2 separate regions of the Mus musculus genome follow, and region 1 is linked to region 2. The links are chromatin loops, found by intact Hi-C in ENCODE. Cell type or tissue: heart. All regions are shown on one strand. Each heading gives the region's core, and the rest is flanking DNA. Links, peaks and the distances in the headings are about the cores only. Region 1 has its middle 32 kb from the start of Gm15270. Region 2 overlaps Gm15270 (predicted gene 15270).

The links. Peaks named below come from ENCODE experiments on the same cell type or tissue, not always from the same donor. Only the 100,000 strongest peaks of a DNase experiment are listed, where the experiment ranks them.
Region 1: it touches region 2 in a loop (7-fold over the local background); 21 of 42 quality-filtered maps call a loop at or near these places.

The regions. Positions count from the first base shown.
Region 1 is chr10:24,619,585-24,635,892 of GRCm38, forward strand. No RefSeq gene overlaps it. Among named protein-coding and RNA genes, the nearest start is that of Gm15270, 32 kb to the left of the region's middle. In heart, for the core only: a CTCF peak has its summit at 5,705 (motif pointing left); a DNase peak (open chromatin) is centred at 5,697; H3K4me3 peaks cover 294 bases; H3K27ac peaks cover 292 bases.
Region 2 is chr10:24,376,265-24,392,572 of GRCm38, forward strand. Gm15270 (predicted gene 15270) reads right to left here. Exons shown (of 5, transcript NR_163910.1): 4 at 7,193-7,397. Among named protein-coding and RNA genes, the nearest start is that of Gm40615, 76 kb to the right of the region's middle. In heart, for the core only: a CTCF peak has its summit at 5,828 (motif pointing right); no DNase peak of the experiment used is centred there.

The DNA.
Region 1 (16,308 bases), core at 4,384-6,883, 240 kb after region 2:
TAAGACAAAACCCAAGTGTTAACTGAGGGGGGAGGGGACTCGGGGGTCTGAGTTATGAGATGGGTGTGGAGGGGGACCCCTGGGAAGAGTGGGAGCCAGCTGTTGCCATCACAGCTCACTCTCTCTGATTCTCCAGAGGGCTCTGGCTCTCGGCTCAGATCTTAGCTCAAATCTCTATTCACTGAGTGGCCCCAAGGCTTCCTCCCTCACACATCTAACCAAATTTCCAGTATTAATTATTTTGAAACATATAAAAATATCAAGAAGTGCATGCTGTTTATATGCCAAAATAATAATATTGTGTTAAATAAAACCTATCACTAGCATGTGGTATATAGCATTAACATATTAAAATATATTATTAGTGATAATCTATATGAAAAACAAATAAATTTATGTAAGTTTCTATATAAATTAATATACATACATCATAAACAAATAAATTTATGTAAGTTTCTATATAAATTAATATACATACATCATAAACAAATAAATTTATGTAAGTTTCTATATAAATTAATATATCATAAATCGTTGTTATTAATTTTACCTATTTCTCTCTTTTTAAATGACACTCCTGAAAGTTTTGAATTGCACACCTCACACTTCCGTTGGGCAGTGGCGCTCTATTTCAAGTCGGTGTGTGTAATCACATCCATGTTTAGCACAAACTATTTTTTTGTGATGTGTAAAGTATTTGATAACCACTTTTCACTTCTCACCACCTCTAGAACACCTTGCTGCATCGGAAGCTATCTAGCCATGTCCTCATACGTACTGAAAAATGGGAGCCCTTATTTGCTAGACAAACCCGATTCCCTAGCAAATCATATGTTTTGGGTCATTTTCATTAGCTCTTATGCTCAGATCCTGACTTGGGCATGCACGAAGGCTCTCGCGTAGAGACCAGATGAAGAGGCGCCTAGGAGCTCTCTGTTCTGAACGGAATGTGCTCCTTCTAGATGAGGTATTAGTGGATGGTTGAATGTCAATGCTATCTGTGAGTTAGTCTGTTACATGGGCTTAGGGTCAACCAATAAATACTATTTTTTGGAGGTGACTGTATAATTGACAAGTCTTAAACTGGCCATAGATTGCTTCCAAGCAACGGAGGCCAAACACACTGATGGGACTCACTGCACTTAGAGAGCAGGGATTAATAAATTCCCAAAATAGACTTTCTTATAGGAAACTTCCCCATAAATGTTAGCTTTTGAAGTTCAGCTCCAACATAGCAAATCTGGACTCCTCATAGCTCAGGGATAATATTAAATGTGCGCCTGCATGGACTGGCAGGAGGGTTAACTCATTTCACACATTTCCAGAACTGTAGAGTAGAGTCAAGGGCACCAATATGCTTTGCATGGTAAAAGCTGTGTAAAGACAAACATCACCATCAGCGCCACTGCTCAGAGAGGAGGAGGAAAAGAATCAGAAATAAAACAACACTCCGTCATCTGAAGATGTTTCTGGAACATCTGTGTTATCATTTTAAACTTGCCTCGGCAGAGCTGTCTTCAGAGAAGTTGTATGAAGAACTCAGCAATGAGAGCATACCTACTTGGAAAGTCTCACACGCACTCTAGACATAATTCTCAGGACTCAAACTAATTGAATAATTGACATACTGTTTTGTCCTCCATGTAAAAAGAAATCTAATTTGATTCTACTTACTATTTTCATTTCTTAAAGAATTAACTAGCTCTCTCAAATCTCAGAAAATTCTGTAGACCTGGAAAAAAAAATGTAACATCCATGGGTACTGTATCCAGAGATACATCTAACTGTGTGCCACGACCTGGGGTCCAAAGTCACGGTGGTACTGCCACCAGTCAATTATCTTTTATCAACTTGTAGAATTCTTCGGGATAAGTCGTTTTCCTGCTGGGCTCCATTGCTGCCTGTGTATGGAACCATTGCAAAATGGTGAGGCATTGTATCCATTACTGTTTTTAATTAGATATTATTGATGGAGGAAGGTTCATATTCACCAAAATATTTGAACTCTAAACTCTTGGTTGGCTGGAGCCAAAAGGTGATGTAGACACGGAATACAATGGCCAGAAATCTGATTGAACTAAGAAGTGTAACCTTGCTGTCCAAATGAGGCTACCTCCAAGGAGGAAAGAGAAATACCAAATTCTGTACCCCGAAGCCAGGAGGACCCGTGTTCGACAGTGCCACCAAGTGGCAGAAACTGGCATAGCAGCCCTGAAGGACTTTCAGGTTCTTTCCGCTGGCTCTTGGGAAAAAGGGGTTGACCCCCTCTGTAAGGAACAATTTGACCACGTTCTCGAATGATTTGCAGGCGAGGGCAAGGCCACCCAAAGGAGGTGCCGAAATAGCTTAGCATATACAAACTGACTAAAGTAACTAAATCAAGGCAAGTGACCATACTTGAACAGTAAAAACTTGTGATATGGGCCATGCCTAAAATAGATTATTTGCTTCTGCCACAAGAATAAATATTCTTTAAAAATCTATTGCTGAGCCTTCAGTAATAATGGGAATTTCTGCAGCACCTTGAAATCATGAAAAAATGAACACCTTCAGCTGTGTGGACCACAGGCATCCCTGGAAGGGAGACTTCTGCTGTCAGCAACCAGGGTCCTGGGTCGTAGCACTCTTGTGAGCAGAGCATAGGAAATTGTAAGTGTAAGAGGTAAAGTTGAAACTCCGTCCTCCGTACCACGGCCAGTCTTCCCGTAAACCAGGACTCCAACGTTACCACATCTTCATGGAAAGAATGAGCTACAATATCTACTCCACGAGTCCAAGAAGAAAAATTATTTAGTCTGGATGGGGGAGGGGGGCTGTAATCATGGTTCTTCCCACAAAAGCAGTTTGAGGTTTGACATAGTCCTACCTATGTAGTCTGAGAAATACAAGCCGAAGGATTAATATAAAACGATTTTAGGACTTAAAAACTCTATAATCTCCAGGCCACTTGGCTTAAAGCAATGTGGAAAGATTTTTGGAAAAGTGTATTTGCAAGCCAGGCTGCAGAGAATTTCTGTGGACAAGGCCCAAGATACGTTCACAACTTGAGACTACAAAACATTGAAGAAATGGCTTAGCAGTTAAAAGCATTATGCTGTTTATTCCGAGGAACCCAGTGAGATTTTCCCTGTATCCACATGGTGGCGCACAACCATCTGGCCCTCCAGTTCCGTGGATTCCACCGCCCTCTTCTGGGCTCTTTGGGTACTACATGAACATGCATCTAAGCGGGACATTCATACTTGTAAAATAAAAATAATAGATCTTTTCCAAAACACATATTAAGTAATTCTCGATCACACCATCTAAGAAGGACAGACAGCAATACTGTACCTGGCAAGATTAACAAAAGGAAAAACAGGACATCAATTAGAGATGAGAGTAGGTGAGGAATATTGTCAGTCTTCTACAGAAATGCCAAGCAATTTGTTATGGCTCCCCTGAGCGTTCTGTTGGGAGTTTTCTGAAGCATATGGAGACTCAGGGGCTCATAATGGTTCAGTGGTGAAGCTTGCCAAGGCTCTACAGTGTCCCTTTCCTGCTAGAAAAGAATATGCCCATTTGCCTTAAATCTGTCTGACTTCCCCGGCAAATGAAAATTATCCACATAGCCCAAAATAACAACAGGAAGACACAGTATGTATATAACCACAGCAACAACAGCAAGACATGGTGTGTATATTTGTGTCTCTATCTACCCTACTCTGCTGTGAATCTTCCACTGTTCCTGGTCTGAAAGAGGGGTTCAGTGGATTCTTAACAAGCGACTGCTTGGTCATCTTTCCCAAAACAAAAGTTGTTTTGGGATCGTTAGCAGAACGAACAGTTCCAGTTAGGAACGGGAGCTGGAGAGACGCATCAATGACCGCACCCCAGCCTTGCAGGGCCAAGCCAGTAGGACAAGGAGGGCGGCTGATGAGAGAGTTAACAGCCAAGCATCTCAGAAACCGCCTCAAGACCCACTGTTTTTACTCACAGGATATTGTCCCCTCCAGATTCATTGCCTGCCCCACCTTGATATTTCTCACTTCCAACTAAGTTTCAAGCCTCCTTTCTTCCAGTTTCAAACCAAAATAACCCCCTCTCCGCAACCCCCCCACCCAAGAGATATCTTTCCAAACATGGGTTTATGAGGAAGCTTACAGACCTGGGCTGCAGTCTGTCAAGGGCACCTTTGATGGGGACCAGAGATCAAACAGCCCACTATTCTCTTGGGAGTGCTGGCAAAGAGACAACCACTTCAAATAGACGGAACTGGGTCTCCACAGACTTGCCTGCCCTGCTTCAGCATGTCCCACATCTGAATCTTTATCCATCAATCATGGTCCTGTCTGGTCGAACAAGGAAGGAACTTTCGAAAGACTCAGACTATCCCTCGTGAAGGGCAGCATTCCTCTCTGCGGTCTTTCCCACCACCGTGCATTACTTTAGTTTCCCCCTTTTATTGGAACTCAAGATGCAGACGGACAAAGTTAAAGGCTCATACTGTGTGGCAAGATCAGATTGCTCAGACGGCAGTGCTCAAAGGCTACAGAGACAGTAGTTCCATAGAGAAAATGGCACTGCAGCCAGATTTTGAAGAAAATGGACGACTGCAGAGGGGTGGGGACAGAGGAGACATGCACCAACAAGATGATTGAAAATGAAAATTAAGAGCAATAAGTTGGCTGGAATCAAATGGTAGAATATATCACAACTGTGAAATTATCCTGCAGCAGTGAACCAAAGCCACAGACATTTAGTGAGCATTTCATAGGTGCCAAGACCTACCATGGCCACTAAGGTCGCTGCACTGTTGCCAGCCATGGGGCTCAAGGCCCTCCAAGAACACATAGCTCTGTGTATAGTCACTCAGCCTATAAGAAAGACACACATGAACTGAGAGTATTTGACCTTGTGACATAAGAAAAAGATTGGGAGAGCCAGAGGGAAGGGAAGAAGAAGTGATTGTGAGATTATATTCAGTGTCACTAAAGGTTTGGACTGGACTTTGTGGAACGAGTTAATGGGAGGCTTGTACATTTGTAGAAAGCTTCCCCCAGGGAAGGGACATTGCTAAGGGAGCGTGGCTCAGCAGAGCATTTCATAGACTGTTAAAGAAGGGGGAAATATCGTCTGCAGCAGTAAAATGTTATCTAGTGGCAGGGTTTCCACAGTAGCCAGTTTCCGACTGGCTACCTGAAGGCGATCAAAGCTTGCAGCACCCACCGGATGCTTTTTATCAGTTGTCCCCGTTTACCTGGATAGACTGACTAATGCAACACGCTTTGGGTTGAATGCGTTAATCTGAGGTGAAATTAAGGAGTGTGAGGAATCTAAACACCTAAGCAGAGGTAAATAGCAACAACTGTAGACTCGTTCTTCCAATAAGATGATAATCCAAAACAGAGATTGTATTCAACGTGCCCAAATGTGACTGTGCTGAGAGAGGTGGCATTAGGAAGTGACTCCAGACAGCAAGCTCAGATTCATCTCTAGTATAAATCTGTTTATGCTCAAGTAATAAACGAGCAGGTAGCTTGATATCCAAATCCAAATCTCTAATCAGATGCGCAGAATATTCAGCATGATCCTGGAGCTAGCTTCAGGAAACCCGACTCTTAAACCGCCCCCCCCCCTCCCTTTTCCCGGAAGTTCTTCACTTCTGTGCCTGTTGCTGCAGTTCTCACAGTCACATACCGCCACCTGCTGGGCGAAAGTCGTAGCGCAGAAGGACAAAGTATCTGCAAGAACAACAGAATCCTAAGCATCTATGGCTTCCAGGCCTTTGTCCTCTTCTGTGTCACTACGAACACAAAGTCTGACGTATTAGCAAATATTCCTGGTGGTTGCCGAATCCACTGACGGTCCTACTAAACACTTTCACGTGCGTGTTGAGTCCATCGACAAGCCCAGACGTCATTGACGCTCGAGATACAAAGAAAGCCGGCCTCCCTGTGTGAGTCGTCCTCGCTGAGAGTCCCTCAGTAGATGCTCAGAAATGAGGCTCTAGGTCTTTGGATAAGCAATTCTTGTTTCCCAAGCAACTTATGTGGCGCCTGTGTGTCTGGTTCACGAACATACAAGCTTCAAATGGCCCTAAGATTGCCTAAGCCAACCATATTGAAGGCTGGTACTTCACAAATACTACAAATATTACAAAGGTCCCATAATATCCACTGTATTTTAGCAATCACGCGAGAGAGGAATTTTTGGCAAAATGATTACAGGTTTTTCACTTCTGCATCAAATATAACTGTAAGGGCCACCTAGAATTTACTACCATTTATCTTCCTCAGGATGAGAACTTTAGAGTATGGAGGGAAAAACAAAATCAAACCCCAAAGAACACACAGCAATCATCGCAAAAGCAATTATTAATATTATCACTGATTTTCATATAATTACAATGTAAAATGTAATTACAAACAATGTAGTTTTATTAAAATGTTTCCCAGAGTACAAATTTTTCTTAGTATTATTTTTCTAGGTGATATGAAATGCATTTGGGGAGTGTGTGTGTGCTTGTGTGTGTTTGTATGTGTGTGTATGTGTGTGTGTTTGAATGTGTGTATTTATGTGTGTATGTGTGTGTTTGTGTGTGTATGTGTTTGTGTGGGGGGGGTGTGTTTGTGTGTGTGTTTGTATGTGTATGTGTTTGTGTGTGTGTGTTTGTGTGTGTGTGTTTGTGTGTGTGTTTGTATGTGTGTGTTTGTGTGTATGTGTTTGTGTGTGGGGGGTGTTTGTGTGTGTGTTTGTATGTGTGTGTATGTGTGTGTTTGTGTGTGTTTGTATGTGTGTGTTTGTGTGTGTGTATGTGTGTATTTGTGTGTGTATGTGTGTGTTTGTGTGTGTGTTTGTATGTGTGTGTTTGTGTGTGTGTTTGTATGTGTGTGTTTGTGTGTGTGTTTGTATGTGTGTATTTGTGTGCGTTTGTGTGTGTTTGTGTGTGTGTTTGTATGTATGTATTTGTGTGTGTGTTTGTATGTGTGTGTTTGTGTGTGTGTTTGTATGTGTGTATTTGTGTGTGTATGTGTGTGTTTGTGTGTGTGTGTGTGGGGGGGGGTGATCCTAGGCCCGTGTATCAAGGAGAAGGCTCTACCATAGAACTGTATTGTCAGTCCAGCCACTGAGATCTGTGTGCTCCAGTGCTCCTCAGTGTTAGGAGTGGAAGACTCAGTCGTGTTTCTTGTATGCTCTGATGAGGTGTACATTAAAATGTTAACCTTGCTCTTACTATCCACGAATACTGCCATCCTTCCCACCTACGAAGTCCGCGGTGTCCGATAAGATGTCATGTGTCCTTTCTGGGAGGCACACAATCACTGCTGCATAGCATCATGTGTTACGATCAGTGCAGTCAAGCCAAGAAATGAGGCCACAGAGAGCCGAAAATGAGAAGGGACATTCTCTCTCTTGCAAATGGCATGGGCGTCTATGAGAGAACATCAGGGGAACTTAAAAATCATCCTAAGACGAGCCAATATGAGTTTACCAAGGTTGTGGGATATAAGACAGTTTTATAAAAAAAAAATAATTTTAAGCTGGGCGTGGTGGCGCATGCCTTTAATCCCAGCACTTGGGAGGCACAGGCAGGCGGATTTCTGAGTTCGAGGCCAGCCTGGTCTACAAAGTGAGTTCCAGGACAGCCAGGGCTTATACAGAGAAACCCTGTCTCGAAAAACCAATAAATAAATAAATACATTTTAACTCTATATGTCAGTAATGAACACTTTGAAACCAATATTTAAAACATAACGCTTCTCTGCTCACTGTGGCTCTGTTCCGACCTTGCAGCGGCGGTATTGGCCTGGCTTCTGGAATGGACAGAGTCCACCAGGAAAGACTGGGGTCGCGAGGAGCTGGGGAGGGAGGGGCCCTGTCTGCGGAAGGTAGGGTTAGATCATTAGCTCAGTGACCTCCTAGGGTTTCCATGTGCTGTGTTCTCATCCTATAGCTGGTTTGGTAATGATCTGCAAGTCCCGGTGAGCAACAGCACAGCTCCGCCTGACGCTCTCATTAAAATCCATGCAGCCAAACTCTGCACGTTGTAGCAGCCTTGCAGAGCCTTGCAGAGCCTCGCAGAGCCTTCTCAGCTTGGGGGGCTGGGGACCCAGTCAGCTGAGAGGCCGTCTAGGCTCTACATAGGTATATGTGTACAAAGGAAATTTTCTTTTAAAACATGTTTCTTTAAGCCCTTTTAAGTAATAAAGGACCCAGTGCAGGTGGGTGTGTTTGTGGAATTCTGTAAGCGTAGAATACAAAGTTTAGTGACTATTTGAACTGGGCTGAGGCTGGTAAGACTATAAAGCAGCGGCCCATAAGGACTCTTAAGCGCTGGAGCAAAGGAGCCGCCCCGCTTCCCGCTTCCCAGTCTGCCTAGCCCAGCGGGGGCTGCCCCCATTCCTATAGCCCAGGGACCCAGCTTGCAATTGGTAGTGTCAGACGTGGCATGTAGCTTTGCCTTGGTTGTGAGATGATTTCATGGGGGGGGGGGGGGGAATTCCTTGGAGGCTCAGAGCAACTGGCCCAAACTCTCCTCCAGTTGGAGGCTCGAGCGCCCTCAGAAAGGACCCTGGCCGATGTCCCCGCAGAGCTGAGGTGCTGTTGTCAGGGCTAACTTGAAATCTCTTCCCGTGGTGCCCATCCTCTGACTCTATAGCACCAGCTTGGACAGGTTGAGGTCTCTGTGGCTTTGTTGAGGCTGCTTAAGCATTCTCACCACCATGTCCCTCTTCTGCATTAGCACTGCCTCCTGCTGCAATAATTTAATAAAGTCTTTGTAGTCACTCAGTCAAAAATAAAAAATAAAAATAAAAAACATAATGCTTCGTACAACTGCTAAAAAAAAAATGAGAACTTGGGTATATATTAAAGATAAATGTGCTGAAAACTCCAGACACTCGTAAAAGAAAGACTGGATCAGTTGTAATCACAGACTGATCGACAGAGTAAAAATTTTACCTCTCCCCTAACTGACACCCATGTCACTGCACTGGTGTAATTCTTTCTGTGGCGCTAGAGCAGTGATCTCAACTTTCCTCGGGCTGCAATCAGTTAACACAGTCCCTCATGCGGTGGCGACCTCCAACCTTCACAATCCATAACAATTTGCTACTGTTATGAATCTTAATGTAAATATTTGATATGTGACCGTGCCAAGGGTTGTAGCCCACCGGTTGAGAACCACTTCTCCAGCGACTTATTTTGTTTGTTGGTGGGCTCACTGGGGTTTGGGTATGTAAACAATTGTGACACCTATAAACTTAGTCTCATTTCTCCTTTCTGAGCCTGTATTATTTTATTTCCGTTTTCCTTATTCTACTGGCTCGGGCATATCGCACCATGTTTGAAGTGGCAGAGAGTTATCGGGACATAGACACTTTGCCTTGTTCCAGCTATAACCAGAATAGAAACCCCTGCTGCCCCTCGGTATGGGTGCCAACGAGCAGACAGGATCAGTGCTTCCCTCAGAGGGCTGGCAACCTGGTGGAGAAGCATGACTTTCTCCAGTAACAAGTTTTATAAGAAACCAGAACACCGACCATTCAGTCCTGCCTCTCTGGTCACGTTGCTCCTCTTGTCTTTGGATTCGTCATGCTGGTGGGTTTGTCCTTATTTCCTCTTGCCCGCCCTCCTTGTTATCACCCTTCCCTGTGTAGGGAGTTTTATACACCCAGGCCAGCCTTTGAGTCACCATTCTTCCCAACCATTATCTGAGTTACCTTTAGGTTAAAGATTAACTCCCGTCAGTTAACAATGTGCGCTTTCTGGGCAGCACACAGTGTGTGCGTCCAGATTCCTGCATACAGTGAGAAGTACAAATGGCCTCTCATGACTCAAGAGAGACAAGAGCCTCTATCCTTTTCAACAGTATGAAGTACAAGTGTGCTCATTTAGAGCTTAAAGTGTCCCCATCTGTCCCCTTCACTATCAAGGCTCAGCAGGATGTGTGCTTTGAGAAAGCCATCAGTGTCTTGGAGTCTGTGCAGATCGATAAAACAAAAGCATCCAAAACAGATATAAAAATGAATCGGCAAGCTTGGGAGGATTCACCCTCCTTGATTTTAACACTCAACATGAATGGAGGATATCCACAGCAGGACAGACAGATAAACAGACTGAGGAGTCAGAATAGATACTCCAATGTGAGTCCACAGAAATACACCCAGCTCTTCCTGACAAGGGCCTACAAGCAAGTCAGTACAAAGAGAACGCCATTTCGCCATGCAGTGGTCGAGTTATTAAGGGAGGAGTATGAACCTCAATCTAAACCTTACAGATGGTTCAAAATCTGACCCCAAACTGTAAAAGTTTTAGAAGATATTATAGATAAAAATCTTCAGGATCTAGACTTGATGAAAAATTATCTCATTGACTCAACATTATAATTCGTAGGAGAAAAAAATTAAAATAAAACCAAGTTAAAATTAACTAAAGTTTAAAGTATTTGTGATGGAAAAGATCCTATTATAAGAGTCTGAAAAAGAAGGCACATGGTGTGAGAATATATCTGCAACTACTGCAGCGCCGGATCTAGAATTTGAAAAAAAAAATCAGCATGTAACAAAAAAATTAAGTAATTTCCAGGAAGTATGCAAAAGATATAATAAGATATTTTTAAAAGAAGAATTTACAAATGGTAAATAGTCCCATTGAAATATATTCAACACCCGTAGGAAACTGTACAAATTTTGACTGCTATAAGATATCTATAAAAGCAAATGTGAAAAATACGTGGATTTAGAACAAGTGACCATATAAAGTATTACAGCTGCTGTGGGGAATAAAGACCCAGATACGCACTTACTGCGTAACAAAGCAACTCTCTTCATGGTCACTAAACACACAGAAATAAAAACATTTTGTTCACACAAAACCTGGGAACCCCATAGTTGTTCTATATGAAACAGATTAAAAACTAGAAATCTTCCACAAAATGCCCATCCGAGGGGAATGAGTAACCCGAGTTGTACATCACGTCAAGGACCTTATTTGCTGATATAAAGTAACATAAAGGGACTGGGCACAGGAAGGTGTGCCAAGTGGGGAACGCTTTCAAAAGGTTGCATTGTGTGTCTCTATGTACGTGGTGAGAGTTAGTGAAGGCTGGTGCGTTCATTTTAGTAAACAAAGGAATGGATGAGTGATTTCAGGGATGGGTGTAGGAGTTTGATGCTTATACGCAGAACATTTTGGTGAATGAAAATTCTTATCGTTTAGTAACAGGACAACTTACTGAAAGCGGTCTTGCTCCTACGATCCTTTTTCTTTAAGCAGAACAATTCCAAGACTGGCCAGCAGGGGGCGAACAATTCCTCAGCGCAGAGCGACCGCTGTTTAGTTTTTTCTGCAGCTCACATTCATTCTGCCCTGATGCTCTTACATGGGGGCGGTTTTTTACATTTCTTGTGATTTGTTTGTTTGTTTGTTTCATATTAGTAACAATCAAGCGTGTTTTCCATCTGTACCCAGGACTTAACATCCGTCATAGCAACGCAACCTTCCACATTCACTGTGATTTTTTTTAAGTGATGGTTTATAAATCAAAACATAAAATTCTAATTTTAACTAATTTGAAGCAAATTACATTTCAGTAGCATTAAATATATTATCATTGTTTAGGACAAGATATCAAAAAAAATTTCATCCTAGGCTGGGCATGGTGGCTCATACCTCTGATCAGAGCACTCACGAGGCAAGGATCTCTGTGAGTTCGAGGCCAGTCTTGTCTACAGCGTGAGTTCCAGGACATCTAGGCCTACATAGAGAACCCTGTCTCAAAAACAGAACAATGCTTTCATCCTATAAAGCACTGAATGACTGTTTATGCCCCGCCCCCTTTCCCTAACTCCAGGCAAACTCCATGCTACTGTCTGTGTCTGCAAATGTGACTTATTTAGATTCTCTCATCTGAGTATTCGGACCCACACCTTCCAAGTCTATCCAAGCAGGAACATGTAGGAGAAGGGCATCTCACTGTGTGTGTCCACGCGCCACCTTCTGTTCACGTATCAGTGGCTGCGATGAGTCCTGCTGCTGTCTATAGAGGAATATGGAATCAGCACACATACCGAAATGGCTTGGGTCTCTTTAAGGAACAAATACATGTACAGAAGCAGAGCCAGACCTGCTCGTTGTTATATCTGTGTGCTTCTCCAAATGCCAACTAGCCTAGGAATTACACCGAATCTACTTGAAAGATCTGCATGACGGACTCTGGCGGTGATGGGCAGCACCTGCCAACGCTGCGTGCTGGGTTTTAAGGTCACGATGTCGTAAAACTGTGGCAACTGACTCTGACTATAGGAGACTATAGTTAGTCTCCTTCACACAACTCAAGGGTTAGAGGGCAGAATACTTCCAAAGGGGCAGATTGTCTTACAAGGAAAAGGTGGGCACAAGAATGACGTAAACCACCACCACCCCTCTGGAGAAACCACATCAAAAGCTTCCGAAATACAGACGAGGCTCCAACTTATCTTGCCAATCTTCTTATAGAAGAAGAAAAGTATTCAGAGAGCATGAGGGGTGGTGGGTGTCCTACATGGGGATGGTAGGAGGGAGCGATGAAAAGGGAGAAAATTATGTAATTATATTTTAATTTCAAAAGATAAAAATTAAAGGGGGCTGGAGAGATGGCTCAGCTGTTAAGAGCACTAACTACTCTTCCAAAGGTCCTGAGTACAAATCCCAGCAACCACATGGTGGCTCACAACCACCCATAATGAGATCTGACTCCCTCTTCTGGTGTGTCTGAAGACAGCTACAGTATACTGACATATAATAATAAATAAATCTCTTTTTTAAAAAAAAAGTAAAAAGAGGGCTGGTGAGATGGTTAAGAGCACTGACTGCTCTTCTGGAGGTCATGAGTTCAAATTCTAGCAACCACATGGTGGCTCACAACCCCCTGTAATGAGAAACAAATAGAAACCTTTGGGTCTGGGGAGGGAGTGGGGAAGGGCGGAGCGAGGGGGAGGGGCAGAGCGAGTGAGGGGGGTGGGAGGGAATGGGGGCCAGAGCAAGAGGGAGAAGGGAAAGAGAGAAAAAGAAAAAGAGAAAGAAGCCGGGCGTGGTGGCGCACGCCTTTAATCCCAGCACTTGGGAGGCAGAGACAGGCGGATTTCTGAGTTCGAGGCCAGCCTGGTCTACAAAGTGAGTTCCAGGACAGCCAAGACTATACAGAGAAACCCTGTCTCGAAAAACCAAAAAAAAAAAAAAAAAAAAAAAGAAAAAGAGAAAGAAACAGGCTGTGGATTGTCACTCATCCATCCCCTCTTCTGACAGGTATGTGATAGAAATTGGTTATCTGATCTCACTAAGGCTACACAAGTCTCCGTTCTATTTTTTTGTCCCTGTTCTTTCTTTCTTCGGATAGGAGCATTTCTGGGTTAAAAACTTTGAGATGGGTGAGTGGCCCCATCCCTCAACCAGTGGCCATGCCTATCTACTGGAGGTGGTCTCCACAGGTTCTATCTCCCCCTTCTCTGCACATTTTGGCTAAAGTTATCCCCATTGGGTCCTGGTGGCTTCATGTTTCCCTGGTGTCTGGGACCCTCCAGTGGCTATCCCCAGTTCCTCATCCCCCCTGCTGTAGATTTTTGTTTGATTTCCTGACCCTCTGTACCTCTCTCAAATCTCCTCCAGTTCCTGATACTGTCGCCCTTATTTCCTTCCCCTCCTTTCTTCCTTCCCAGCCTCTCTCTTATTTGTGTTTTGAAACAAATTGTCAGCTCACCCTCAGAAAGCATCCAGCAGTTTGTGTAACAATCCCCAGGCTATGCCTGTTCAGGGTCCCACCTCCCTTGCCATGACTGAAACTTTACATTTTGCGTCTATTCTCGAGTGCCAAGCACAGAAAAATAGTTTTGTATTTTAAATGTGACTTCATAAATGAGTGAAAAGATTTTCCTGTGTTTGTTGACGTTTCTGTTTCCCATGAATATCATAGACCACATGTTCACTCCTCCGTCGAGAAGTAAAGTCTTTCTCGATCCATTCTGCTCTTTCTTTAGAGTGATTTTTCTGCTCCCGGTGCACCAAGAGCACATTCACTTCAAGATCTCTTCTGGGGATCTGAGGAGATGTCTCAGTAGGTAGATGCACTTGCTGTGAACACTGAAGGCCTTAGTTCAAATCACTAAAGCCTATGTAAAAATCCAGGCGCGTCCTTTTAATCCCCCACTGGCAGACAGGGAAAGCAGGTTACTGGGGATCACTGGCTGTCAACCTAGCTCTTAATAAAGTGAGAGAATCTTTCTTAAAGGACTGGGGACTGGAGCATCTTACATACATCACACATGCACACATGTGCACACACACTAAAATAAAATCGAAAATAAATTTACTTAGAAGGCATTATTCTGGTTTAGACGGAAACTTTGATGAGTGAACTTTAACGTGATAAATGTGATTTTAAGCAAACACTATGACATCTTGTTTAGAGGCTAAAGTTCCTCGCCATGGTTAGAATGAGAGTGTTCCAGTTACAGACTTATCAGGGAAGTCGTTTAGCACAAAAGCTTGTTTGGGTTTTTTTGTTGTTGTTGTTGGGGGGGGGGGGTTCGAGACAGGGTTTCTCTGTATAGCCCTGGCTGTCCTGGAGCTCACTTTGTAGACCAGGTTGGCCTCGAACTCAGAAACCCACCTGCCTCTGCCTCCCAGGGGTGCTAGGATTAAAGGCGTGCGCCACCACGCCCCGCTAGCACAAACATTTTAAAGGAAAGAAGCCGCCTGGCCTGCTGCGAGTGGGTGTAATAGGAGTTGTCAGCTGCACCATCACGTGATTCATCTCGAAGAAGCCTTTTGGTTCTGTCAGCTTTTCATGGGACAGCGACGGATAGGATGATTGTGGCGACACAGCACTGTTAGTTCTCTGAACCTGAGCCTAGTTTCATCCCATGACCTTGGATTTCACAGACAGGAAGTAGTGGGGAAATATTTCTCCTCCCTGGGAAGATACCCAGAAGCAGATGACAGCTGGCTTGTCCCAGCTGCTGTCTGGTTGCTGCTAGCTCTTTGCCTCTTTCCAGAAGGTCTGGTGTGACTCGGTGGGTGTGATAACCCAGGCACTTGCACACACGGCCACCTTTGTCAAGTGTGTGCAACTCTGCCAGCAGTGTGCTGCAGCTCTGTGGTGTGCTTTGTGTGAGAAGGCAAAGCCCAGTAAAGGCTTTTTTCCCTCCTCCATCAGAGGGCAGCAGGCTTTCTCCAGGGTGGAGTCACGGAACCAATTGTAAAAGGCCCTTGAAAGGCAACTTTACTCTTTTTAACTTAAAAAATATTCTGATTGTGCACCAGTACAGTATCTATAAATAAACTTCTTTTTAAAAGTAACCCACTAAAGCTGGAGCCGTGGAAGGCTTGCTTTTGAAATCCCAGCACATGGGAGGTAGAAGGGTCCTGAGTTTCTTCAGAGGAAATGAGGGCAGCCTGGGCTACAAGAGACCTTGACTCAAAAAAAAAAAAATAGTCAGAATTAAATGAATACAGAAATTGAAAATACCAACCGTATTTCCCGTGCAATTGTGCCCTAACCTTCCTGCAATGTGTGTGCCCTCAAGTGGATGTTTTGGTAGGAATGACCCAATGTTATCTGCTCACTGGGCATGCTTTGAAGGTCTGTCCTAGACAGAAATGGATGTAAAGTTTGTTTCTGCTTTTAGTAACTTGTGACTTTGGCAACATGACAATAAATATCTGAAAAATTATATGTCAATGTGAAAACATGCTTGTAACCACTGGGAAAAGTTTGCTGCACTACTGACCTACAGTCCCCGTGAAACAGAACACTTGCAGACCATAAACCTTATCAGCTCCGGGAACCAGTTCAAAGGCTATAGTCATATCAGGCTCAGCATAGAGTCCAGGCAGGGAAGTGTCTGTGGCCGGTCTGTCCTCGTCAGCATCTGTTGTCTTAGGAAGTTTGTGGTGATGACGTTCTCTTTAAGAAGAGATCATGGCAGATCCCTGGGCCCCTGTAGGAGCTAATAATCTTTTACACTGATAACCACATCACCCCGTGGTTTGTATGTGATGTCTTCCCCATAGGCTTGTATTTGAACACGTGGCCCCACCTCACGGTGCTGTTTGGGAAAGTCATGAAGCCTGCAGGAGAGACTGCGCTTGAACAGGGGGAAACATGGGGGCGGGCCTTGAGGTTTTGTAGCCTGATCCCTACTTCCTGTTTTCTCTCTCCTTCCTTACCGCCAGTGACAGCCTTCTGCCCCTGCTTCCAAGCTTTTCTTGCCATAATGCACTGTATTCCCTTGTCACTGAAGGCATCTCCTTGCTGGAATGTGTAAAGCCATTGTGGGGTCCACTTAA
Region 2 (16,308 bases), core at 4,535-7,034:
AGGCAGGCATCGTGCTTACAGTAGCTGAGAGCTCACATCTGATCCACAAGCACAGTAATGAGGTAGACAGAGCTACTTGGAAAATGGACAGAACTTTTGAAACCTCAAAACCCACACCAAGTGATACAACTCTCTCAACAAGGTCTTCTAGTCCTTCTCAAATAGTTCCACTAACTGGGGACCAAGTATTTAAAGCTATGAGCCAAAGAGGGGCCATCCTGATTTAAACCACCACATTCCATTCCCTGCCCCCCCACAGGCTTTTGACCATAACATAATAGAAAATATATTTTCTATTATTCAACTTCAGTGGTCCTCATAGATATTCACAGTCTGAACCCAGTATAAAATTTCAAAATCTTTTCTGAGATTCAAGGCAATGTCATAATTGTAATGTCCTATAAAATAGAAGGGCAAATTACATGCTTCCAAATAGCACTGAATACATGTGACCATCCCAAAAGCAAGGAAGGCAGCCAAAACTGAAAAACTCTACAGCGTAAATTCTAAATCCTCTGACTCCAACTCTGTCTCAGGTCAAGGGCTCCATCCTTCCATCCCTGTCTGCAGACCTCCCTGCCATACATCCCAGGGCTCCTCCAACATCTTCAGGTCTCCGACACAATCCAAGCTTCATGTTCCCAGCTTGGTGCACTGGGATGCAGGGACTCCCTGGAAACACTGCTGACCTTAGTGACTCTCAACCCCAGACAAAGATCCCATAACCCCTTTACTCTTGTATTCCTCAGAACTCTAGAGCCAAACCCATGTGTTGATTCTGCTAAGTTAGGCCACTCACTTGAGATGGAGCAAGGACGCCCTCTTTGAACTATATTTGCATAAATTTTTACTTTTGTGAACAGAGAAGGCCTTAGGACTTTTGCCTTTTATAAGTTGGAACCCTGGCTGGGTGTGGCCTTGCATGGGGGACACTACTTCCTGGGTTCCATTTCACACTAGACCTTTCCTATCTCTTTCAGCACAAGCTTTAGCCCCAGTGTTAAATTTCCTGGTGCTCTTTTTCTCCTCAAACTGTACATTTTGTGTTTCTTTTTGTCCTACTTGCTCCTTTTCACTGCAGACCTGAATGAGAGTGACTATGAATAATAACACAACACTGTCAGGATTAGCCAATGAAATTAGTCCAAAACCTTTCAGTTTTTCTTCAGAAAGATTCTTAGAGCAAGATCCAGTCACATTCTTTGCCAAATTATCACAAATGTAGTCTCTAGCCAAGTTGCTAATATTGGTCCAGTCTGAAATCTCTTGAGCTGCGACCTCCATAGAACACATTGATCTCAGCACTACTGTTTTCCAAGGACCTACTTGGATGGTTTCTTTTTTTATTATTAGATATTTTCTTTATTTACATTTTAAATGTTATCCCCTTTCCTAGTTTACCCTCCGAAAATCCCCTATCCCTCTCCCACCCCTCCTTCCCAGCCCACCCACTCCCATTCCTGGCCCTGGCATTCCCCTATAGTGGAGCCTAGAACCCTCACAGGACCTAGGGCCTCTCTTCCCATTGATAACCGAGTAGGCCATTCTCTGCTATATATGCGCAGCTAGAACCACAAGTCCTACCATATGTTTTCTTTGATTGGTGGTTTAGTCCCAAGGAGCTCTGGGTACACTGGTAAGTTCATATTGATGTTCCTCCTATGGGGCTGCAAACCCCTTCAGCTCCTTGGGTCCTTTCTCTAGCTCCTTCATTGGGGACCTTAAGCTCTGTCCAATGAATGACTATGAGCATCCACTTTTGTATTTGCTAGGCACTGGCAGAGTCTTGCAGGAGACAGCTATATCAGACTCCTGTTTTGTTAAGGCCTATGTAGAGTGTTTAAACTTTCTCAGTCTAAAGTCCTAAAGTCTTTTACTTTCTAAAAAACAAAACAAAACAAAACAAAACAAAACAAAACAAAACAAAACAGCATGTTCAAGTTTGTCACAAGTTTCCCACTTCCTGGTACCAAGTTCTGTCTTAGTTACTTTTCTATTGCTATGAAAAAGAACACCATGACCAAGGCAGCTTATGAAAGAAAGCATTTAGTTTGAGACTCATGACCATCACTGCAGCAGGCAAGCAGGCAGGCAGACAGGCAGGCGGGCATGGTGTTATACAGAAACTAAGAGCTTATATATGATCCACAGGCACTGTAATGAGGCAGAGAGTGATAACTGAGAAGTGGCTTGAGCTTTTGAAACACCATAGTCTTTCCCCAAAATGATATGCATGCTACAACAAAACCATACATTCTAATCCTCCCCAAATGGTTCCATCAACTGAGGACCAAGTAGTCAACCTATGAGACTGGGAGACTATTCTCATTCAAACTATCATACCCATCAATCAAAGTCTGCATGGTTCTGGATCCATCTGCCTCTTTCTTTATTCTCATAGTACCCAGGGGTCAAAACCCATACACTGAGACAGAGATGTTCTGGAACAGTCTTCCCTTCATAGTAGCCCACACTTTCCAAATGGTACTTCATGAGAGGCAGCAGAAACCCCTGGCCCCTCAGTATATTTATCTCAGTGTCACACCTTCAGCTCTCTTTTGGTTCCAAGTGAGCCTTAAGGAAATTCCAGATCAGAGGAAGAGGCATAGGATATTGTAAAAAACAAAACAAAACAAGACAAGACAAAACAAAACAAAACAAAACAAAAAACAGGGGCAATGTACTTGATGAGCCATTTATATTCAAGCTATTCTACCAGAAAAAAGGTAAAGGAAAAATCACACCTTCAATATTAGGGTTTGGGGGAGGGGTCGGTAATGAAATGCCCATATTTCCCTCATTTTCTTCCTATCTGGAATGAGCTCTGCCCGTCCTTCGGCAATGGCTGTTGAGAATTTTCTGGATACACCCAGCCACTTTTCTCTTAAGAACCCCGCACAGCTTAAGAATTTTCCAGCCAAAGGGAGAAACTGTGGAAGTCAACGGCCACGATCAGATGCCCTCTGGCCCTCGAAGTCAATGGTCATCATTGGATGTTGTCTGGCCGTTGTCCTAGTGGCTCAGGGCACCTCTGGTTTTTCACACTCAGTATTTCATGCCAGCTTTAGCTTATAGGGTAAATACTTGATGCTATGGCACACAAAGCCCCATGTGGTCTCCATGTGACACCCTCGCCAACGTAAGGAGTTAATATCAACTAGTGTTGGTTATCACTGCACGCGATGTTACTTTTGTAAAGTCTTGTTCTGAGCTTCTGGCAAGCCTCCAATCTTAGCCATTCATTCTGCTGAGTAATCTCCTGTTTATTTGCCCTGGCAATCAGGGCCAAGAGAAATTTGGCCAACAATCTGAGGAGGGTCAAGCTGGTGTGGGGGAGAGATACCCCGAACATTACAACTAAAGAAAAAATTAAATCACACTTAATCTGGAATAATTTATGTGAGATTACCTACTTTTACTGCCAATGAAAGTGAAGGCTCAGTATTGCTTTCATTTTTAATATTCTGAATCTTTTGTCTGGGTATAAAATGGCCCTTTGCCACAGATTTTAGGCCTTCAAGCCAAGCAATTTATAGGCTACAAATAAAATTGTTATTGTGCCATAAACAGCCTCATAGACAACAAACAATTTTTTGCCTGTCTCTCTAGTCTGAGTAGACTTCTACTGTGAGTTGCTTATACATTAAGCATAAACATGTAAACACACATATACATAGAGATACATACACAGACATACACATAAACACACACAAATATAGACACACAGACACGTATATAGACATACATACACACACATACATATATATAGACATACATAGACATACAAACATACACATAGACATACACAGAGAGACACACACATACACACATACACATGGTTTATATTAGAAACAATTTTTCTTCTGCTTAATGAATCTTTGAAAGCTTGATCATGAAGTTGTAAAATCCTGAGGTCCGAATGGCAGATTTGCTCCCCCGAGTTCTGAGTTTCCTGTGAAACTGAGCATCTGAACTGAACAAAAATGTCCTTTTCTCAACCAAAAATGGGATGCCAGAGGCCTTTGGGGTGAGTTTAGAGATCATGTGCAGGAAAGGTCTGTGTGGTTTCTTCTGCCTGTTCTTCTGGCAGAAGAACCCAGCTGCTGGTGTTCAGCTAGTCTGAGTGGCTCTAACCTACATTTCTCATTCTTTCTTCCATCCCTTCCAATCTGCAGTGACATCTACTTCATTCACAAATTTTAGGGTTGAAGCTGTCCTTTTTTGGTAAATTTTAATGTTTTGTTTAGTCACTGAAATTTTTCTTCTGCCCTACATCAGAATGAGAACTGTTTAGTGGGAGTTGACAGCAGGCTGTGTTTTATGCCTAGGCTGCCCTATCAGAGCATAGACATATCACAGGATCGCAGATGCTCACACACAAATAGTTTGGAGAATGTGAAAGTTCAGGAGATGAATGCAGAAAGCAGGGGAGGGGCTTTGTACTTTTACAGTCAATGTGCAGACTCATCTTCCTAAGACACAAGTGGGGAGGGGATCATCTAGGCAGCTTTGAAGATGAAAAGAAATGCAAGCAACCCATAAAACTTGCAGATTCGGACATCTTCCAAATGGAGAGGTGATGCTGACAACACTGACAAGAATGTGATTTGTAGTCTTATAGCAAACATAACAAACAAGAAAAGAGGGGGTGGAGAAAGGAAGAAAGAAGTCCTTATCAAAACTAGCCCATTTTACAAAGAAAATACCAGATATATTAATAAAGCCAGATCTCAGTAGGCCCTGAGACCGTACTGACACTGTGACAAAGTACCATTCAGGCTGTAAAACTCTGCACGTAAGCAGTACCACCTGCCAAAACTAAAACAAAGGCCCAATTCATCCAAGTCCATAGTTCTGGGAAAGGCTCAAAAGGTACTAATCTTGATTTCTGGTTTCTGCAGTTCTGCTCTAGCTAACTGTTCTTGTTAACTGAAGTATGTCTGCCAGAACATGTTTTCTATGCTTAAAAGCTCACCCTGAAAAAGGCTCATGGCTACACTGGGATCCTGAGCATCCAGTGTGGTTGCCTACTGACTAATAAAGACTGTCTATTGGCTTAAACCTATGTCCAAGCACTTTTCCCTGGCGAATACCCCACAACAATATCATAAAAATATCAATTAAAATTAATCTCACAGATAATTATTAATTAATTCACTTAGTAAGTGAATTAATCCAGTTGATAATTTAACTAGTAATTAATTAATCCAGTTGATAATTTACTAATTAATTAGTTAACCCAATTGGTGAGTGGTATTTTAATTCAAACAGGTATGGTCTCCTTTGCTAGGCCCCCTCTATCATGAGCCTTTAATGCTCAATGTTCTTTTACTTGTAGTTGTTCAAATGAAGTGCTTACTCACATAACAAGGCCAATATTCAATGTATCTTTCCTTATAAACCATGAACAAAGCTGGGGGCGGGGTTGCTGGCACACACCATTAATCCCAGCACACAGGAGGCAAATGCAGGTGGATCTCTGAGAACTTGAGGTCATCCTGGTCTACAAACCAAGTTTCAGAACAGCCAGGACTACATAGAGAAACCCTTTCTCAAAACAAACAAAAACTAACCAAACAAACAAAAACCATGAAAGAGACACCTGAACAGCTATGAAATTGCATGTTAAGCAATTCTGGCCATCCTGTAGAAGAGAAAGCTTCATGGAATTTTGGAATTGCATTCAAACTGATGAATCTATTTCAATATATATGCATATATATGTACATATGATTATCTATTTGTCAAGTTTTGATAGACAATGGCATGTTTAATACACTTAGGGAAATAAAGCACACAGTTTTATTTCACCGTCATAGCTATAGTACTCCACCCTGACCACTAGGTGGCCACCCGGGCCCCTGTCTTCTGCCAAGACTTTTCTCCAGAAGCAAAGAACCCTGCAACAGGATTTAAGTTAAGGAAGGGCCGGGCTTTCAGAATTACAGCACTGTTTTTATAATCGCTTTTATTGACCTCCAGGCCAGAAGCTGAGCCTTGAGGGATGTGCATGTGTTCATGTGTTCAAAGAATTTTCAACAACACAATGTGTAATCGTTTTCAGTAAATTCACAATTAGCAGATTTTGTTTGTTTCATTGAGATACTATAAAAGGTAATTTTTATGGATGGTCAGGAGTTTTTCTGACATATTCTTGAAAGAGAGAGTGTGTGTGTGTGTATGTGTGTGTGTGTGTGTGTGTGTGTGTGTGCATGTGTGTGCTTGTGCATACTTATTTCATTCTTGTCTGGGTACATATGTGTCTATAGTTGCTTATGCACCAGTATGCATACATGTTTGGAGAGGCTAGAGAACAACTTAGAACCTCTTTCCTCAGATAGCATGCAGCTTGGTTTTTGAGACAAGATGTCTCACTGATCTGCATCTACTGGTTAGACCCAGTGGCTCCCAAGTCCCACGTATTGCAAGCCCATCTCTTCTTCTCCAGCCCTGCGTGCCACCATGCATGGCCTTCTATGTATGTTTTAGGAATTAAACTCAGGTTCTAATGCTTGCAATTGCTTTGCCTTTCAAGCCATCCCTGCAGCCATATTACATTCCTAAGAGAACATGGGACACTGAATCTCACGAAAGTCCTTTCTTTGGCAAGAAGATAAATCAAGTATTTACAAAACTTAAGAAATTCATGTTCCACACTTGAAGTAATATTTCATCATGAAACCAGAATTGATCCAATAGGATGAAGACTTTGGGCAGCTCTGTGGAGATAACCATAACCTTTACCCTGATTCGTAGCGATTTGTAGAAAATGCCCTCCTTTCATCCCATTTAAACTGGATACCAACTCTTTTCCTCTTTGTTTAAAAGAATCTTTCTTCTTCCTTTTACATTTCTTTTTACATTTTATTGTAAATGTATGGGGGTTTGCCTGAGTGTATATCTGCCCAGCATGTTGATGCCTGGCACCTAAGGAATTTAGGGGACGATGTTAGATCCCCTGGGACTAGAGCTAAGCATGATTGTGGGTGCTGGGAACTGAGTCCAGGCTCCTCTGCAAGAGCAGCCATTGCTCTTAAGTGTGGAGCCATCTCCCAGGCCTGTGTTTTCATCACTTAGGAAGAAAGAATTTTTCAGCACACAATGTAAAAAGGCATGAAATACTGTCTCGGAATAGATTCATTCCTGATTCAATATCCCAGTGACTCTGAAATTATAGGAGAGCAAATCTTACCATCATCATCCATGCTATGGACGTGCAGCTGAGTTTTCCAGTTTAAGTTATTTTCTTTATGTTGAACACATATTTTTGTGTTTTTCTCCACATTATTTGCTTCAAATGTTGTTATATTCCTTCTTCATGCTTGAATGTTGTGATGACTGATCTCACTTGCCAATTTGTTCGGATCTGGAATGACTTGAAAGATGAGCTCCTGGTTCTGGGAAACAAATTTATGTTGTTTATAAGTTGTTGGGTTTGTAGTATTTATTTGTTATTATAACAATTTGAACAGACAAAGAAGTGTACTATGGATGATCCCCAACTTAACCGCGGTTAGATTCTGTGAGTATCTTTACGATGATACGAAAGCAAGAGCTTTCATTTGAAAGAATGCTTTGAATTCTGGCCTGGTCTTTGACTTGCAACATTCAATATGGTTCTTGTTTGAGACGGTGAGCAGAAGCAGCTCTGAGCATTCAGAGGATAGAATGTTCAGTCTTCATGACGACCCTGTGAACCACTGATATTCATCATGGGATCAAGGAAACTGAAGCACAGAGCAGTTAATACAGTAACCAAGGGGTACACAGTTAGGAAATATAGTCAGGACTCAACCCAGACAGCTCGGAACCAGAGTCCACATTCTTAATTATTGCCATATGTGTTTGAAAGAAAAAGTTTAAACCCCAAACCATATTAGAACAACAGAGAAGGGAGCTTTCACTAACTAAAACTGTGGGAAAAACTTGAAAGTTGGAAAACAAATAGAAACAGAGAAGCACTTGGTAAACAATGAGAGCAGGAGGCAGAGATGAGGTGGGTGGGGAGGAGACAGGAGCCATGGAAACCCTTAGGGTAATTGACAGGACACAGTAGCCAGAGTAACTAAGAGGCTGACTCTTGCTACACCACTTCTTGGCCAGTCAGGGTGTCTGCATCCTGGAGGCCCCAGTATGTGGGGGCTTGGGTCAGGGACTAAGACATTTGAGTGGTTGGCAAGATCAGAAGCGGGTGGGTGTTCTGTAGACCAGCCGGCGCTGCCTTCCATTCAGTGCAGGCCCCTGCCTCATCCAGGATATCTCTGCAAATGCTTTTCTGCAGACTTTTCAGTAAATGGTCACAGACCTTAAACCTTGCTTGTGGGATGCAACCATGTGGCAAGTAATCGAATCAAACCAAACCAAATTTTGAAAAGCCTGACGAGACAACCATTATCAATTATTTCAGATTACAGTAAAAGGGAGCATGTATATTTAAGTTAAAATACTTACATATGAGAAACTCAGAAAAGCTGGAAATGAATATCAATGCTATTAAAAATAACTCAACAAATGATGATTATTAAACTTCAGCCAAGTAGTTGCTTGCAAATGAAGCAAAACTGGCCATGTATTAAATAGTTGCTGAAGATGATTTCTTTATTGATACATGGGATCATTAATTTTCACTCTATTTACAAATATTTAGGAGTTTCCTATGACAAAGATTAAAGTGCATCATCAGGAGGTGCAGACATGATGGCCCACAAAGAGCACAGAGATAATAGACTGGTTTTCTGGACATCTGGAGGCTGAGGGCTTGGAACCCATGGACCCACAGTGTGGCTGTCAAGGAGAGAGTAGGGTTCACTAACAGCTCTGGAGCCTGCGTTGTCCTGCCCTGTCCTGCCCTGTCCTGTCCTGTGAACTGTTGCGTATTCTCAGAGAACATCTGGGACAGGTATGGTACAGCAATGGACAAGAGCACTAAGTCTCAAGCACTGAGCCGGGCGGTGGTGGCACATACCTTTAATCCCAGCACTCAGGAGGCAGAGGCAGGTGGGTTTCTGAGTTCGAGGCCAGCCTGGTCTACAGAGTGAGGACAGCCAGGGCTACACAGAGAAACTCTGTCTTGAAAAAACCATATATATATATATATATATATATATATATATATATATATATATGTCTCAAGCAGTGTTCTAACAAAATAGCTTTGAGTAAAGGCCTTGCTGTCCGTAGACCTGTCAGTGCCACAAGCATGATATGACAGAAATGACACAAATATCTATGATCTTTTCATGTCATCAGTATTTATTTAGCAACAGTAAACCCACAAAGTTGGGTTGGCAGTAATTTCCAAGTGACTCTAAGTCACGTGATAGCAGGCCAAGGCAAACATGGGCCCTTAGGTTCTGTTCTTAAACACTAATACTTCCTCTCAGATCACATATTACACACAGCACAGTCCCTCTGTGTCTGTATGATGGCTAATCTTGGTTGCCCATTGATTAGCTTTAGATTTGACTAAGAAACCTATCTCTGAGAAACCCTGTATTTCTTAGATGAGGGGAAGAACTTTCCCTAGAGGAGGAAGCATTTTTTGTGGCAGCCATATGTAAAGAGATGTAATGGGAAGGCAGGGCTAGTTTTGTCTATATGGTTTTGATCTGCTGATGAGTGCATCTATTCCACCGCGGCTGCCACTGCTGCTGCCACCGCCTCCGCCCCACCGCTGCCATTACTGCTGCCACTACCATCTTTCTCTAATAACAGAACCCTGTTTATTCAGTCTTTCAACATGAACTGAAAACTCCAGGAATTCTTTATGACTTCAACACCATAACCATATTGGAATCGATGAGTGGATCATCCAGTCTTGTGGACTAAACTGTATTCTGAGCCTTCAAGTATGCACACAGTCACTGTCGGACTACTCAGCCCGTACCATGCAAATCACTTTATTTTATTTTATTTTATTTTATTTTATTTTATTTTATTTTATTTTATTTTATATATGAGTACATTGTAGTGATCTTCAGGCACACCAGAAGAGGGCATCAGATCCCATTACAGATGGTTGTGAGCCACCATGTGGTTGCAAGGATTTGAACTCAGGACCTCTGGAAGAGCAATCAGGCTCTTAACCGCTGAGCCATCTCTCCAGCCCATGTAAGTCATTCTAATACGTTCCTCTCAAAGTATCTTTTACATTCCCTTTGCCCATCCCATTCCTCTGGAGAATTTTGATTTCTCAGCTACCTTTGTACTGCTCTTATAAAGTACCATGACAAGGCAACTTATGGAAGAAATAGTTTATTGGAGTCTTGCATGGCAGCAGGCATACGGGCATGACAGTGAAAAGAAAGAACTAACTAGGGATGGATGGGATTTTGAAACCTCATATCCTCTTCCCATAAAGCCACACCTTTGAATGCTTCCTAAATAGTCCCAACAAAGGACCAACTATTTAAATATATGAGCCTGTGGGGACATCCTAATCCAAGCGATCACACCTGACTAATGCAGAAGGTTACAGAATGGTGACAAAAGATTAAGGAGTGTGCAGTAGAGTTCAAGGAGCTCCAAACAGACCTGACTGAGAAGCAAGGGAGTCTATGTGGGACAGGAGGAAGGGAAAAAGAAAATAAGTGTAGCTGGGGCGTTTGCTGGAGTCTCCTCTCAGTCAGGCTGCAGGGCCACAGGGTTGATCACATGGCTGAAAAGTGGTGTCAAGGTGCAGAAGTGAGGTATGGGTCTGTGGATGCAAGACCAGATCTCTATGGATGGATGGACAAATGGACAGATAGCAATTCCAGTAGGGCGTGTCAATCCTGGGCATCCAGCTGAGCTGAAGCCTACACGGTAGGTGGTCATCTGACAGATCCAAGGAGATTATTGTTCTGTGTTGACCTGCCCTGTAAGGATGCTTCAACCTTTCCTAGGTCTAATGTGTTCTGTAAGTTGTGGGGAGCCTAGTTTTTTTTTTTTTTTTTTTTTGGTATGATTTTAATAGGCCTTTGTGTTCATATAGTCCCAATTTACTTTGATAAATTTATGGAGTGGCCTCTTTTTTACTTTTAGGAAGAAGTCATTGTTCAGCCTGTGCCTTATAGCTAATGTTGGAGAGATGGTGTTTATGTGCCTAGTAAGATACACGGTCAAAAATGTTGCTTGTAAAATGAAGTCTCTAAGGGCAAGGCACAGCCAGAAAAAAATAGAAAACATGCATTATACAATATGGAGTAACACAGAGCAGGGCACAGACTGTTGTAACACCAGTTTTTCAGCAATAAGCATTCAATAATCATGGGTTATCAGAGCCTCTGGACAATGTGAACATCAAGACAAGGCAAAACTGAAAGTCGGTATAAGAAATTTCATGGGATTCCAATCTAAGAAAATGTATGTTCTTGTTTGGAACCAAGACACTGTGAATGTGTGTGTGTGTGTGTGTGTGTGTGTGTGTGTGTGTGTGTGTGTGTGTGTCTGTGTGTGTGTGTGTGTGTGTGTGTGTGAGAGAGAGAGAGAGAGAGAGAGAGAGAAAGAGAGACAGAGACAGAGGCAGACAGAGACAGACAGACAGAGAGACAGACAGAGAGAGAGACACACACACAGACAGACACACAGACAGACACACAGAGACAGAGAGAGACAGAGACAGAGAGAGACAGAGACAGTCAGACAGACACACAGACAGACAGACAGACAGACACACAGACAGACACACAGACAGACACACAGACAGACACACAGACAGACACACAGAGACAGAGAGACAGAAAGAGAGTCTTATGATTGTCAAAAATGTTTGTATTGCTTTTTTTAAAACTGGCCATTTTCCATATTTATTCTTTGTGGCAAGGGTGGGCCACATGCCAGAGTGCCTGAGTGGGGTCAGAAGCTGCTTGCTGAGACCCCTTTGCCTATCTCATGAACAGTTATCTCAGTGGTAAGTAGCTTTACCCATTGAGCCACATTGCCTGCCCATGGGCTGCTTTTCCTTCCAAAAGCTAATTCTGGAGAAGACTTTTAAAGGCCTCTTCATCGTCTCATTTGAGCATTTTGTTTTCTTCTTTTCTGGGCATGGTTAAGAAATTGAAGAGCCTGTTTCCTTTCCAAAGCCTAGCATCATTGCCTTAGGGACTGTTGTGGGAAAGGTCTAAGAGAGTTAGTTCTGCTGTCCCCCAGTGAGAGTATTCAGAGTAAACAAGCCTGCCACCTACTCCCTCCGCAGCAGATGACTACAGCATTCCTTCCCAGCTGCTGTCCCCTGGGCTGACCAGCTTGGATGCCCTGATAGCAAATCTCTAGCCTATGAAGCAATGAAGTAATGTTGCCCTTAACACACTGCATACCAACTGAATTTTCTTCCTTGTAAGGTCCTTTTGAGGTCAAGACAGCAAAATACAGAAAGGAAGGGAGGTTAGATTGGTCAGTGAGACGTTGGTTTAAGCCTGTACATATTTGTTCACTTCTACCACTGTAATGCAATGAAGGCTGGTCATGTAGTTCATTGATAGAGTGCTTGCCTACCGTGCAAGCTTTGGACTTCATCTCCAGTATAGTATGCATCAGATGTAATGCTGCAGGCTGTCTTTCCAATGTTAGGAAGGTGGAATTGGGAAGGTGAGAAATGTTAGGTCATATTCCACTACAGAGAATTTAAGACTAGCCAGGGCCTGTTAAGACCCTGTCTGAAAAAATAATAAAATAAAATAAAATAAAATAAAATAAAATAAAATAAAATAGAATTCTCTAAACTAATAACACCTGGAACGCCAATACTTTTCAGCATGGAAAAGTGTATATCATAAAGTTTAAAATTACTAAATTGCTTAATTGGGCTTTATCTGAGGTATTTCTAGCTTTGTAGGGATGGAAGTGGTTGTGAGTGACTCGGGGTCCCCTTTTAAGTGACTTTGAACAACAGGAGGATGGCGTTTGGGATGATAAATGGTTTGGAAATATAAACATCTCATGCTGAGACCCTGATCTCATAATCTGGGCTTTGAGGGTTAAGGTTTTTAACTACAAAATATTTCAGAAACATTGGGCCAGGAAGGTTAATAAACAGGATAATGGGTAGCCTACATATCATGATGGTATAGCATAATTTAAAAATTTAACCTTGTTTTTAGTTTTAAAGGTAGTTGATCTTTAGAAATTGTCTGAAAATGTTCACTTATAAATATTTCACACATTTGTGTATTGTATATTATATACATTATATATTATTATATATGTATATTATACACATCAATTGACAGAAAGAATAGAAGGAATGCAAACTTGAATGTGATTAAGACTCTAGAGTCTAGTAACAATTTACAAGAAATTAAGAGAATAAAGCCCATATAAGCTGATGTTATAAGTATGCACCAGTGAAACCCACACAATTAGAAATTTTATTGGGTAAAGAATTTTGTTTCTTAGACACATAAAAGTAGTAACAGAGAGACACTTTAATAAAAAGACAACTAAAAGACATAGTGTCCTAACAGTGACCTTCTGTGTAAAATGCATGTGTGTGTGTGTGTGTGTGTGTGTGTGTGTGTGTGTGTGTGATGTGTGAAGCAGAGAAATGTGGACAGCCCTATGGTGTGAAGAGTGAATGCCAGCACACAAAACACAGAACTGTCCACACCGTGGTGGCTGTGCTAATGTGCTTATTCATTCTCTTAAACTGTTTGCTTAACATTACTGTATGTTTGAAAACATCTGCAATAAAACCGTGTACAAGCTCATTGAAAAGTGAACGGCGACCTTCAAGAGGCACGGAAGCATGCGTGTGTTACATACAGCCACATCTCCACAAGGAAGAGTCAGTGTGTAACGTGATGCCTCAAGAAACGTTTGGAGAATTTGCCTGTACATTCTGAATTTGCCCTGTGAATTGGAAAAGTTACAGTTGTAGGAAAGTAACTCTTAGGAGTCTTTGAAGCATGAAGATCCTTGTTTCTTAACCCAGGGCTTTCGAGATAAACTCAGTCTCAGAACTAAGGAGATAGCTCAGCTGTTACAGCCCCTGCCATTAAGAATGAGGGCCCGTATCCAGAACCCAAGCACCCATGGAAAAAGCCAGATGCAGTGGACCATGGCTGTTACTCTAGCAGGAGAAACGTCATCAGAGACAGACAGCTCCCCAGAATGCATATCCGTGTACCCATCTGTGATGCCTGCTTCAGTGAGATAGCTTATCTCAAAAGTTAATGGAAATGGCAATAAATGTATAAGAAGTTAATTTATGGTTTCCATATGTAATATGAAACATGTCACATGTGCACATGCATACATACAACACAAATGTGAACATACATATACTATTTTACACACATACACCCAGAGAGAGGCAATAAACTTCGTATCCTAATTGTGTTTTATTTATGTTTCAGCCATACATTGGTTTAAATGATTCATTTGATCTCAGTGTGTGCCTTATTACTGTACTCTTTTTAAAAGTGATTTATTTATTTTATTTCATATGTATTGATATTTTGCCTGCACGTATGTCTATAAGAGGACATCAGATCCCCCTGTAACTGGAGTTACATACAGTTGTGAGCTGCCATGTGGGTGCTGGGAATGGAACCCAGGTAGTCTGGAAGAGCAGCCAGTGCTCTTAACCACTGAGCTATCTCTCCAGCCCCTATACTCCATTCTAATGACTCTCCAAAATCCCAGAGTTATGTAAAACACTTAAGAGTTATATATATATATATATATATATATATATATATATATATATATATGTATGTGTGTGTGTATATATATATATATATATATATATATATATATATATATATATATATACACACTTTGGAAATTTTATTTTAAACTTCTCTGGAGGTTTTATATAGATATTTGAAACTCTCAGCAACTCAGTTGAATAAATTTTGTTTAAAGATTCAATGTGAGTGACACTTGATATCTGCCGAGATTATAATAAGTCTTTGGTGTTCGTGAAACTAAGCTCTATGAGTTAGGGGCAAAGTTCAGTCAGTCCAATGCCTGCCACATAACACTCTGTACTCTGCACCTTCGTAAGAAGCCAGGCACGATGGTGTATGCATGCCTGCAATCGCAGTGTGGGGTAGGCAGCTACAGGAGACCCTGAGAGAGTGCCTGGCCAGAAAGCCTAGCCTACTCAACAAGCTTCAGGTCTTTGTGAAAGATACTGTCTCAAAACGGTGAGGTAGGCTCCTGGAGAATGACAGCTGAGGTTGGCCTCTGCCCTCCACACGTGTGCATGTAAACACAGGCGGCCCACACAAAGCAGTTAAGCACTACAATGTACAAGATGGTCCTTTTCTAGTAAGCCATGCCTGCAGATAGGGATCTGCCGCTTGTGGATCTGCTTCTCCACTTTCGGTTACTACTGTCTTAAAGTCAGAGAGGTTAAACGGGAGCAGGAAGACTGGCTGATGGAGTCTGTGGCTGCATTCGTATTCCTGAACCCCAAGGCAGATTATCTGGTATGTGTGAGGGTTTTATACAAGGCATCACCCTAGATCCGGCTCACTCCTTTATTAAGTACCCGGTTTGCTGATAGACAGTTGGTCTCATTCTCCACAGACGTATGTGGTTCTAGCTACTCAGTGACCATTACCACTCTAGTATCTTTCTTAATGGTTTTGATCTTGATTTACATGTGGCTTTTCCTCCACTGTGCTAGGCAGATTCTAAATCAGGACACACTTCTGACGAATCATTTGGAAAATGCCCTTCATTTTGTCAAAGGTTTAGTCTGGGCTTTTGCCGTCTTATTACTACCAACATTTCTCTAGAATCCAACTTTAAAAAAAAATGAAACTTACAACATAGCAATTATCCTTGAAATATTAAAAAAGGGAAAAAAAATCCAAAACCCAAGAATGTGATTATGAGTTGTTCTAGCCATGAGTATTCACGACTCCAACCCCCACAAAAGACAAGCTTTTATGAGTGTACAGTTTGTGCTGTATGCTCTGACAGTTCATGCTCTCATGTCCCAAAAATGTACTTTTTAAAGTTGGATAAGTAATTAAAAGTCACCCAATGACTAAGGCTGTCTTATGTCTGATTTCCACTGGGTGGCTGCATGACTTCTGGAAACATGTGACCCAGACCAAAAAAGGGCAGAAGTCTAGCAGCTGTCGATCCTACCCAGACGCTTGGGTGATTGGACTCCCTCTTCTGCTGATCATCCCTGCACCCTATTTTCCACTCTGCTGTCCAGCTGACTATTTTATACTTTACCACACTTCACTTTTACATATATGTGGGGTGGTTTTGACAGTGGCACCTTGATAAGACTTTAAGATAATAACATGAAGTTAATATATTACAAATATATAAAGATACAATGGGCATCTAGATGTTCAGTACCAT